2 separate regions of the Homo sapiens genome follow, and region 2 is linked to region 1. Evidence: chromatin contacts called from ENCODE Hi-C or POLR2A ChIA-PET data. All regions are on one chromosome and are shown on one strand. Each heading gives the region's core, a stretch centred on a gene start or an enhancer-like site at or near the end of the contact. The rest is flanking DNA. Distances are from core to core; before and after follow the strand shown.

Evidence for each region. Hi-C counts contacts between places; a loop is a spot of excess contacts on that map. ChIA-PET counts read pairs that join two places held with the same protein, here RNA polymerase II (POLR2A).
Region 2: a loop to region 1 is called in a map of sigmoid colon, with 2.0 times the contacts of the local background. The contact joins the promoter of PCAT4 here to the enhancer-like site in region 1. A Hi-C loop is called at or near these places in 1 of 168 maps with a recorded cell type or tissue (sigmoid colon). POLR2A ChIA-PET finds 5 or more read pairs at or near these places in 1 of 52 experiments (activated naive CD4-positive, alpha-beta T cell).

The regions. Positions count from the first base shown.
Region 1 is chr4:79,620,868-79,626,430 of GRCh38, reverse strand. It overlaps LOC107986294 (a long non-coding RNA gene), which reads right to left. Exons shown (of 7, transcript XR_007058155.1): 7 at 2,955-3,203. Among named protein-coding and RNA genes, the nearest start is that of LINC02469, 40 kb to the left of the region's middle. Within about 2 kb of position 3,255, at least 2 of the 41 ENCODE cell types and tissues checked have a DNase peak (open chromatin) inside an H3K27ac peak, as active enhancers do.
Region 2 is chr4:79,823,329-79,828,727 of GRCh38, reverse strand. It overlaps PCAT4 (prostate cancer associated transcript 4), which reads right to left and starts at 1,257. Exons shown (of 2, transcript NR_026555.1): 1 at 1,125-1,257.

The DNA of each region.
Region 1 (5,563 bases), core at 2,006-4,505:
TTATAATTGGGTTTTGCTTGTTGTCTTTAGCTTGGCAGAATGTGGTCACAAGGATGCCTATGGTTTCTTCCAGTCTGCCTCTCCCTACAGGGTTCTCAAAGCCTTAAATCACAAAGAGGGAAACTGTTGAAATTGTTTCTCTCAATCTCGAGGGTTTTTTTTAATATTACTTTCGCTTTGGCAAATGCATTTATTCAGGCATAGTCTCGTCAGTACTCTAGAAAATGTGATACCATTTTGCACTGAATTTTTAAATGCAAAAAAAGAAAATTGGCCGATTAACAAATATAACTTCTTCTGATTCTGTTCCAATAATCTTGGCGAATTGTTACACTGTAAACTCAGAAAATTAACATTGCCAGATAAACAGTCTGATTATATCTGGCATGATCAAGGTTTCACGGTGAGAAAATGTACAGTTTCCTTAGGCCCCTGACAGAAAGCCATTCTCAGACCTTTTCAAAGGTTTTCAGAAGTTATTACTTGAGATTAACTATGGCATTAGCAAAAAGGTTTAAAGTCTTGTTTATAGTTAGCCCATGGCTCTGAGTTGGCAAGTTCTCTCTTAAATGATCAGTATTTGAGTTCTGGGTGCTAATGAGTGAAGGTTAGCCAGAGGGAATGGGGATGAGGGAAGCAAAAGACGAAATCATTCTCCATAGGGGGAAAGAAGCATTAAAATAAGATCTCAATAATTTTTAGAAGTCAAATTGTGCTTTAATCACTGCCTTCAAAATAAGCTGAAGAAGTCCCACTGACGTTCCCAGCTGTAAGAGAAGAAGTCTGGTTTCACATTTGCATGATTTTGAAGGTCAAATGCCTGCTATCCAAGTCTTACTGATCCATATGGACTAGAAATGCCACAATATGCAATCATCATGAAGGCAGATTGTCTCCTGTAAATCTGTCCTTTCTGTAACACATTCAAAATGTACCGTATTGGCTGGATTATAAATCCTTTCAGGAAATGTGTGCACATTTGCAGAAGCAGCTTCATGTTGATGGATGATGGCATTGATGTTCAGAGAACCCTTAAAATAATTTATCATATGTATAAATCTGGTTTTGCATGTGTCTGGATTTCCTGTGACCAGGTATACCTGTAACTCAAAATCTATTTTCTAGAAGTAAATAAAACCATATTCAAGCTGCTCCTCATGTTTACCATAGATATGGGACCTGGAGATTTTGTGTTATTCCAGATCCCAACTTTATTTGCTAAGTAGAAATTCACTTAAACAGAACCTTAAAGTTTGAGAATGCATTTATCCAAAGATTCTTCTCAATAGTATTTATTTACATTAAAGTAATCAATGTCCCTAATATTTTTAAAATATCATTAATTTTATTATTATTTAAATATACAAATTTTCAGAAACAACCATTGTATAAAAGAAAAATAAATAAATTTGATGATAATTCCAAAGCATTCCACTGTGTTGTGGGAATTAATAACTTTTGCAAACCTGTTTTTGAGGCTTTTCTAGTATGTACTAAACATTACTAAACTCAATTTTCACTATTCTCTAAGTAACTTCTCTCACTTTAAAAAAATAAGCTATCTTTCCTTCTGTCTTAGAGACCATGTACCTTTTTAGCATTGATGAAAGAAGCACTTTCTATGGTCATAAATACACAAATTAGATCCACTCCATGGACACTCAGGAAAAACTTTTTATAAAAAGTGAGTTCTAATTTCAGTTGTTTGAAAATACCGTAGGACATCAGAATTAAGAGAGGTTGCTTTCCAAATAAATGCCCTTATTAAGCAAACAAGGATACTGAAGCCCAAATTGAAGTGACCAAATAAAATCAAGTGGTGAGTCTGTGGCTAGCCTGGATTTAGTACTAGAGCTTCAGTTGGCTGTCGAATTATTACGTGTGTTTTCCCACCATGTGGTACAAGGCCTCTCACTGTAGTAAAAGAGTAAATGAGAAGCTGAGTAGATTTTTCCACAAGTTGATTTTTGTTCGTTAGTTTGTTTTGTCCAAATAATGTCTCATTTTGCACTCAAATTGGTTTACTTATAGCATTTTCCTAAAAGGAAGATATCATTCATTCATCTATTCATTCATTCCACAAACATCTTCTGAGAATCGGATACATGGCAGGCATCTTAGTGGGTGATACAAGAGCATTTATAATCTAGTAATATAACCCAGTGTACAGCAACACAAGTGTGGATAAACAAGGAGCTTCCTAATACAATCCCAGCACATGTTCCTCCTACTAACCTCAAAATAAGATGTAAACCCTGTAGCTATAGTACCTGGTCTTGTCTCAGCTCTACCACTTTCCTGCATGCCCTCAGGAAAATTACTAAATCTCACTGCTGCAGTCTCCTAATATGTATAATTATAGTACTTACCTTATAGAGTGGCTGTAATGATTAATAATTGGTAATTAATTGACATAACTTGAAGATTTTTCAATCATCCAGACACATAAGAAGTGTTCAATAAACAGAATTATTATTATTACTTTTGCTACCACCAAAAAATGAAAAGTTTTCCACAGATAGCCTCCAAGACAACCAAGGTCTAAACTCCATTTCCTGTTATTTTAATCCCTTCCAGTTCCCCTGTCTCCCCTTTAATTCTGACAGAGCATCTAATTTTAAGATACATTTTAATGGCTATTTCTGCAAACAGAACATTTAGCAGTTTGGTGATGAAATCAGGGCAGTTTGAGATGTCGCACGCTAACTAGTTACACTGCACAAAGCCTAACAGTTTGCTTTCTGTTTTTAAAGAAGCGTTTCGTTTAGCCATACTTGTGGCGGCACATGTAATTGAAAAGAGGCATATGGAGACCAGCATGCGAAGCCTAACAAACACTTCAGAGTGGCTTAAAAACTATGCTAATCAGTTTTGGGAAACCATGTTTTAATCTAAAAGAAAAAAAAGACAACCTCCTCAAACCTCAGGTGATTTTTAAAGAAACGGAGTCATTGTTGATATTAACTAACACTGGTTTATTTCCCTGTGCCCTGGCAAATGTCAGAAATAAAATTGAATAATATAAAAAGAAAGGAATGAGAGCACTCGTGACCTGTAGTTTTATGGAGCAGAAATGAACTCTTAATGGAGGTAAGCCAGGACACCAGCACATGGTCAGAGTCTGAGTGCAGACTGTCTCCTCCAGGACATGGAGAAGCGACACAGGCTCACTCTTCCCTCTGCAAGAAGGCGCTGAGCATTACCTGAAAACAAGGAAGGCATCAGATGAACAGACCTTTATAACAGAATGTGCATCTGCCAAGACAAAAATACACGACAAGCTTCTGGTGCTGGCACGCTGACAGTATGAGCAAGCTGTCTTAGTAGTGATTTTGCAAATCATTTGAGTTTAAATTCTATATAGGCTGTAGGGCCCCTGGAGCATCACTTTCTATATTTGGCCTCCTCATTTAGCTATGTTTGGAATAAATAGGCTATGGATAAAAATCATGCCCTTTAAGAGTTTTGCATACACACACTAGTTCTGCATATATATCATATGTGAACTGAGTGATTAATGCAAGTCTATGTTCTCATGCACACACACATACACACACGCATGCATGCACGCAGGCTTTCTAAATGTATTTTTAAGTTGTTTTCCTTTGTGATTTTTTTTCCTCTCTCTTTTTTTTTAAGTTCAGCTCTCTGGCATTTAGTAACCCACAAGCTGCTGTTTCTTTTTCCAAAGAAGTTCAGCTCGATGGAGGGGCCAAGAAAAATGAGCCCAACTGATGATTGTAATCTCGAAAGAAAATATGCTTTTTATCAGGGACCGCATGTTGCCAATGCCAATTAAAGTAAAACTGGGAGATTTCATCAGATACCAACCTGGAGAGCAGACATGACATGCCAAGTATAAGAAAGGAAAAGTATGTTTCAGGTGGAATTTCAGGGATGTCTATTTGAGGTGAAATGTAAAAATATAGGGTGGAAAGTGTAACACAGATTGCAGATTGAGCAATTGTTAACCATCTAGAGAAGAAATAGCACAAAAGCAATGGCATAGATTTTTATTTCAGCTGAGGTAGATGAACATCGTGACTCTGCCACTGACTGCTGGAATTATCTTCACATCTCCAGGGCTTAGTTTCCTCATCTGTAAATCAGGAATCACAAAATTCTGTTTGGATTTTTAAAAGTATTAATAATAATGTGGATTAAGAGACCAGTTTCACAGTATTTATTTGATAAAAGTTAAGAGAGAGAGAGAGAAATTATTAGTTTGTGGATAGACGGATCAAGAAGATCATGTTCCTTTTCAAGTGTTACGGGCAATCATTTAGACACATTCATCCTGCAAACACTGAGTATTCTGTTCATTATTCTAGTGTCTTTCAATGGTAGGCAAGGAGTATTGCAACGGTATGGCATCTTCTTACAGTTTTATTTCTGACACCAACTAATAACATATTCATGAGATCACCTGATTCTACCCCATCAACAGAGATTGCTTTTTACATTTGCTTTGGAGGTACAAAATGTTAAAGGTTAAGGAAAGCTTCACTTCAAGGTTACTCTGACTTAGTTCATTCCTAAAATGATTACGTCAACCTTGAAAGAGTATTGTATGGGTAAAATGAGAGAACCATGCAAAATTACTGACACCCAGTATATAATAAAAATAGTTTCTTTCTCCATTCCCTTAGGTGAGTTGAGTGTTTTTCATATTTTAAGAACTAGTAGAAGTTTGTTAGCTTTTGACTGTGTCTTTGTCTTAAAAAATTGGGTACAAGGGCTGAAATTCATGATTGAAAGACTGGAAATATTTTTGTGCTTTCCAAAGTGTTGAACTTGAGAGAGTTCTTTGAACTTGGTGAAAATGATTATTTAAAAATTTGCAGTATGTTGGACATAATAATTAAGATATGGAAACCAGCTATTGAGCATATATTTTTTCACACATATTCTTTATATAAACCTACCACATTTTATTTTTATGCCTCTTCAAAGTTTATAGTTAGTAGAAATAGATACTTACACTGTACCCATCCATCATTTATTTGAGTATTGTATTATACTGATCCTGAAATTCTGGAATTTGGTCATTTCTTTCTAGAAAGATTCACCATGCATATTTGTGTGAAGTAAGAAACAAGCTCTTACTCAAACTCTTACTCTTATTCTGTGTAGATAGATTCTTTTAAGTCAGTTAAGAAGTTTCGAGTTTCAAAAGACCAATAACCAGGTCATACATGTACTAATTTGGCAAAACCTGAGGCAGTGCTAAGGTCACTGAAGAAGATGGGTTTGTATTAATGTTTCATTCAACTCCTCATATTTGGCCCCAATCACAATAATCATGTATATTTTGTCAACTTTCCTGGGTATTCTGCTCTCCTATAGGGAGAGAATAGAGTTAGAAGTTCAAAGAACTAAATAAAGTGCAGCTGCTACAACTTTGGTTGAAAAGAACATCATTTGTTTGGCTCAAAATTTCTGTGATCCTTCAGGGTGTTTCATTCATCTTCCCAGATAGTTCCAGCCTTCTGAAAATGCTTTAAGACATTCTCAGGAAAACAACATAAATGTAATTCATACTGTTTATCTGAAGTAGTCACAC
Region 2 (5,399 bases), core at 8-2,507, 200 kb before region 1:
AGATTGGATTGTTTTCATTCAATACGATAATTTATTACTTTTTATATTTTTGTAATCTTATCACAACTTCTACTGAAACCTGAGAAGTATCTTACTAGATTCTCAGAGACTATTCCTGGAACACAGCAATACTCAAACTCCTTATTGACAAGTGGATTATTTGAATTGTGCAGATCTCTGAGAAGGTGAAGATACTTTTCAGAAACATTTGGGCACTGAGTCTTTCTTTCCCTGGATGGTATGTGGCATTGCAGATGCTGACTTTGATACAAAATCAATAAAAAAATGCAATCTGTTAACATTCATTTAAGTAAAAGTGCATAGATTAGGAAACTGTTGCAGACACTGTTAGTACTCTACCCATCTCTAATTGGGTTTCTTTGCCGTTGTCATATGTGTAAGCTCCCAGTCAGCTTTCATTCCTAACAGCCAACACCTGTGTCTCTTGGTAGACGGATGCTTTCAAACATTCAGATTCCATTTTTCTACGTGCATGGAGATCTAAAATTGCCTAGGAATTTACTCCTCTACCTCACCACTATGGGTGGTGTATAAGCAATGTCTGGTCAGAGATGAATAACTCAACTCTCTTGCCACTTGACTTCGGAGAACTGACAAATAACCCACATTTTCTCCAGAGTTCCCCTATGGGATTAAAAAGATTTTCTTTAAAATTTTATTGTGGTAAGAACATTTAACATGAGATCCACCCTCTTATCAAATTTTTAAGTGTAAAATATATTATTGTTGCTTCATATAGGATTGAATCCAAGTCCTGCATGAAACATAGCATGACTTGACACCCATTCCTGGCATCTTTTCCTTCCTGATCCCATTTTCCTGCTTCCCTAAACAATTTTTCCTGGGAACACTTCCTACTAAAACACTTTCACATGAATCCTCATTTCAGAGCCTAAAACCAACCCAAGTCAGAAGGTTGATTAGTTTTTTTATTTGCTGCTATAATAGGTAACCACAACCTTGGTGGCTTAAAATAACAAAAATTTATTAACTTATAGTTCTGAAGTCCAGTATGGGTTAAAACCATGTCACTGTACTAAAACCAAGACGTTTCAGGAGTGCATTCCTCTTACAAGACTCTGGGGGAAAGAGTGTTTCCTTACCTTTTCCACGTTCCCAAGGCCATCCATGTTTCTCAGTTCCTCACTCTTTTTCTCCATTTTCAAAACCAGCAAACGGTAGTAGATTTCACAGCACATCGCTCTGACTTCCTCTTCTGCCTCCCTCTCTCACTTTAAAGGCCCTTCCTGATTACATTGAGCCTACCTGGATAATCCAGGCCAATCTCCTTATCTTCAATCAGCTGACGAGCAACTTCAATTCTATCTGTAACCCTAATGCTCCTTTGCCAGGATACTTAACACTGTTCTTCTCTTCCTTCTTCAGAATCTCACTTACAATAAGTTTTATTTAATGATTCTCCTCCTTATACTTTCTGTCTCACCAGTTTCCTCTCACACTGATTTACCTGCTACACATAAATATTCTTATTGGGCTTATGTGCCTTTTCCTCCACTTATTCAACCTCTCACCTGGATAGATGCTTCTGCAGAAATCTACACTAACAATAGTGTGTGGATGCCTGGAGCCACAGATAACTGTTGCCCTGCCCAACCAGGAGAATAAGACACTGCATTTAATGTTACTATGGGTTATAAATACCACCCTCTGTGCCTTGGACATGCACCTGGTTGTATACATCTAGAAACTCAAGTCTGGGCTGCTTATCTTCCTGAAAGTTCAGCTACAGATAAAATGAGACATTTGGTCTCTGGCCTCTCCCTTTCTCCTTTAAAACAAATGAAAGGAGGAGTAATGGGAGATACCCATACTTTCCATATAAACCTGCAGGAAAACCGTGCCCTAAAAATTTTGAGGGCCCATCTAAAACTTTAATTTGGGAAGATTGTGTTAACTCACATGCAGTAATATTAAAAAATGACTCATATGGTTTAGTAATAGACTGGGCACCAAAGGGCTATTTAAAAAACAATTGCTCCTCTGGTGGAAGGGAATGCCTGGAGGCTACTTATTTTATTTCTTATCAAGAGAACGAGAATCATCATTCTACTTTGCATAGGAGGATCAGCTCATTCTTTCCCTTAAAATGGGTAGATAAAGGCATTACACCCCCCAACCCCAGGCCTCATATGATACTCCCCATTCTGAGCCCAGAACACCCAGAACTTTGGAAATTGGCTATTGCCATGTCTGGACTGTGAGTGTGGGAAGGGAAAACTATTCTGACTGTTGTTCCCACTACCATCCCACTCAGTATCAATGTAGACCCAGACATTCTGCTTTACTTACCTCCAACCTGACTATTCCCATACAGAGCTGTGTTAAGCCTCCTTACATGCCGTTAGTAGGAAATATCAAAATTTGGACACATAATCAAACTGTCCAATGCATTAATTGTCATCTATGCACTTGTATTAACTCCCATTTTGACTCCAGGAAAAATGTAATGTTCGAGCTCGAGAAGGAATCTGGATTCCGGTAACTTTACCTAGACCTTGGGAATCCTCCCCCTCAATAAGGAAGTGCTACAGCGAATTCTAAAAAGATCTAAGAGATTTGTTTTCACTTTAGTCACTGTTATCATGGGCCTAATTACAGTCACTGCAATGGCCACCACTGCCGGAATGGCATTACACCAATCCATTCAAACAGCTCATTTTGTTAATGATTGGCAAGCCATTTCCACCCAAATGTGGAATTCTCAACAAGGCATCGATCAAAAATTGGCAAATCAAATTAATGATTTAAGACAGTCTGTTATTTGGGTTGGAGATCGGGTAGTGAGTCTCGAGCATCTCATGCAAATGCAGTGCGATTGGAATACTTCAGATTTCTACATCACCCCATATTCCTATAATGAGACTGATCATTCATGGGAAATGGTCAAAGGACATCTTCTGGGTAGAGAAGATAATTTATCATTGGACATAACTAAATTAAAGAAACAAATTTTTGAAGCCTCTCAAGCTCACTTATCCATTGTGCCTGGAGCTGAGGCGTTAGATCAGATGGCAGAAAATCTTTATGGATTAAACCCCATGACTTGGATTAAGTCTACTGGGGGCTCCACTGTAGTACATTTTGGAATTATGTTTCTCTGTTTAATCGGCTTGTTTTTAGTGTGCCAGACCAGTCAAAGAATCCTGCATCAAAATCGGGAGAACGAACAAGCCTTCATCGCCATGGCACATTTATATAAAAAGAAAGGGAGAGATGTTGTGGGAAGTCAGGGACCCCAAACGGAGGGACCAGCTGAAGCCATGGCAGAAGAATGTGGATTGTGAAGATTTTATGGACATTTATTAGTTCCCCAAATTAATGCTTTTATAATTTCTTATGCCTGTCTTTACTGCAATCTCTAAACATAAATTGTAAAGATTTCATGGACACTTACCACTTCCCCAATCAATACCCTTGTGATTTCCTATGCCTGTCTTTACTTTAATCTCTTAATCCTGTCAGCTGAGGAGGATGTATGTTGCCTCAGGACCCTATAATAATTGCATTAACTGCACAAATTGTACAGCATGTGTGTTTGAGCAATATGAAAACTGAGCACCTTGAAAAAAGAACAGGATAACAGCAATTGTTCAGGGAATAAGAGAGATAACCTTAAACTCTGACTGCCAGTGAGCCGGGCAGAACAGAGCCATATTTCTCTTCTTTCAAAAGCAAATGGGAGAAACATTGCTGAATTCTTTTTCTCAGCAAGGAACATCCCTGAGAAGGAGAATGTGCACCTGGAGGTATAGGCTTATAAACAGCCCCCTGGGCGTGGCCGTTTCTTATGGTCGAGACTGCAGAGATGAAATAGACTTCAGTCTCCCATAGAGCTCGCAGGCTTATTAGGAAGAGGAAATTCCTGCCTAATAAATTTTGGTCAGACCGGTTGATCTCAAAACCCTGTCTCCTGATAAGATGTTATCAATGACAATGGTGCCCGAAACTTCATTAGCAATTTTAATTTTGCCTCGGTCCTGTGGTCCTGTGACCTCGCCCTGCCTCCACTTGCCTTGTGATATTCTGTTACCTTGTAAAGTACTTAATGTCTGTGACCCACACCTATTCGCACACTCCCTCCCTTTTGAAAATCCCTAATAAAAACTTGCTGGTTTTTGCGGCTTGTGGGGCATCACGGAACCTGCCAACATGTGATGTCTCCCCTGGATGCCCAGCTTTAAAATTGCTCTCTTTTGTACTCTGTCCCTTTATTTCTCAAGCTGGCCGACACTTAAGGAAAATAGAAAAGAACCTACATGAATACTGGGGCAGGTTCCCCGATACTGTAACCCTAATGCTCCTTTGCCAGGATACTTAACATAGTCACAGGTTCTGGGGATGAGGACATGGACATATTTGGGGCTGAGGACTCCTAATTCTGCTTATAGCAGTTGATAAACCCCAAATACGAAAGGCTTGTCATACCACAAATTAGATTATTTTCTCATATCAGACATTATCCTATTCTGGAAATGTGTTAGCTTCTGCCTTTTTAGGGAACTACAGGCCTAGGAAAATTCACATCAAGAGAAGTTATATCTGTTTCTAACTTGCTCCTATTAATTATTTGTGTCCTTGACTAATGAAATCAGGAGTTTTAATCTGTTTATATCTTGGGAGAGTGGAGAAATCTCTACTTGCCCATCCACAACCAACACAAAAGACCAGAAATTCAGCAATAACTTTTCCAACTTGGAAATTAAGGATTAAAAGCAGGAGCAATGTTCTTTGCTAAAGAACTCCATTTTGATCCCAGTATTCAAGAAGAGAGTGGGTGTTATTGTTAAGGATATTGCAATAAGAATTAAAAATATGATGGGGATTAGACTAGAGTGTGTCTAAGATAAATTCTGTGGTATGTTTTATTATTGCAATTATATAAACACAAGGAAGATTGGCAGAGATTTGGAAACTGTCTTTGTATCACAGCATAACTCAGCCAAGTCACCATTAGAAGGGCAGTTACTGGAGACTGTATCTGCAGCAGAAGCTGCCCACATTCTGACCAATGAAATAATAAAAAACAAATTGAAGAAGTATGGAATTCTGCGTCACTTTACAAAAGAAGCTTTTACATGTCCAGGGATGTTTGGAATACTCTCCTTGGGGGACACAAGTAAGGTGCACAAAGCCATCAATTAAGTGCTCATGTGAAAAAAGAGTTTAGAAGCCAGAAGAAGATGGATGTTTAAATATGCTTATGCTATTTTATTTGAAGCCAAAAAAGGAGACACTAGAATTGTTTGTCATATCTGAACTGTTGCTGAGAAACTAAGAAAGGTATTTCCAAAGTAGGATGCCAGCTAACGCTGAAAAACCTTGGAGGCTGCTTGCCAAGACTGTAAACTCCATTTGTC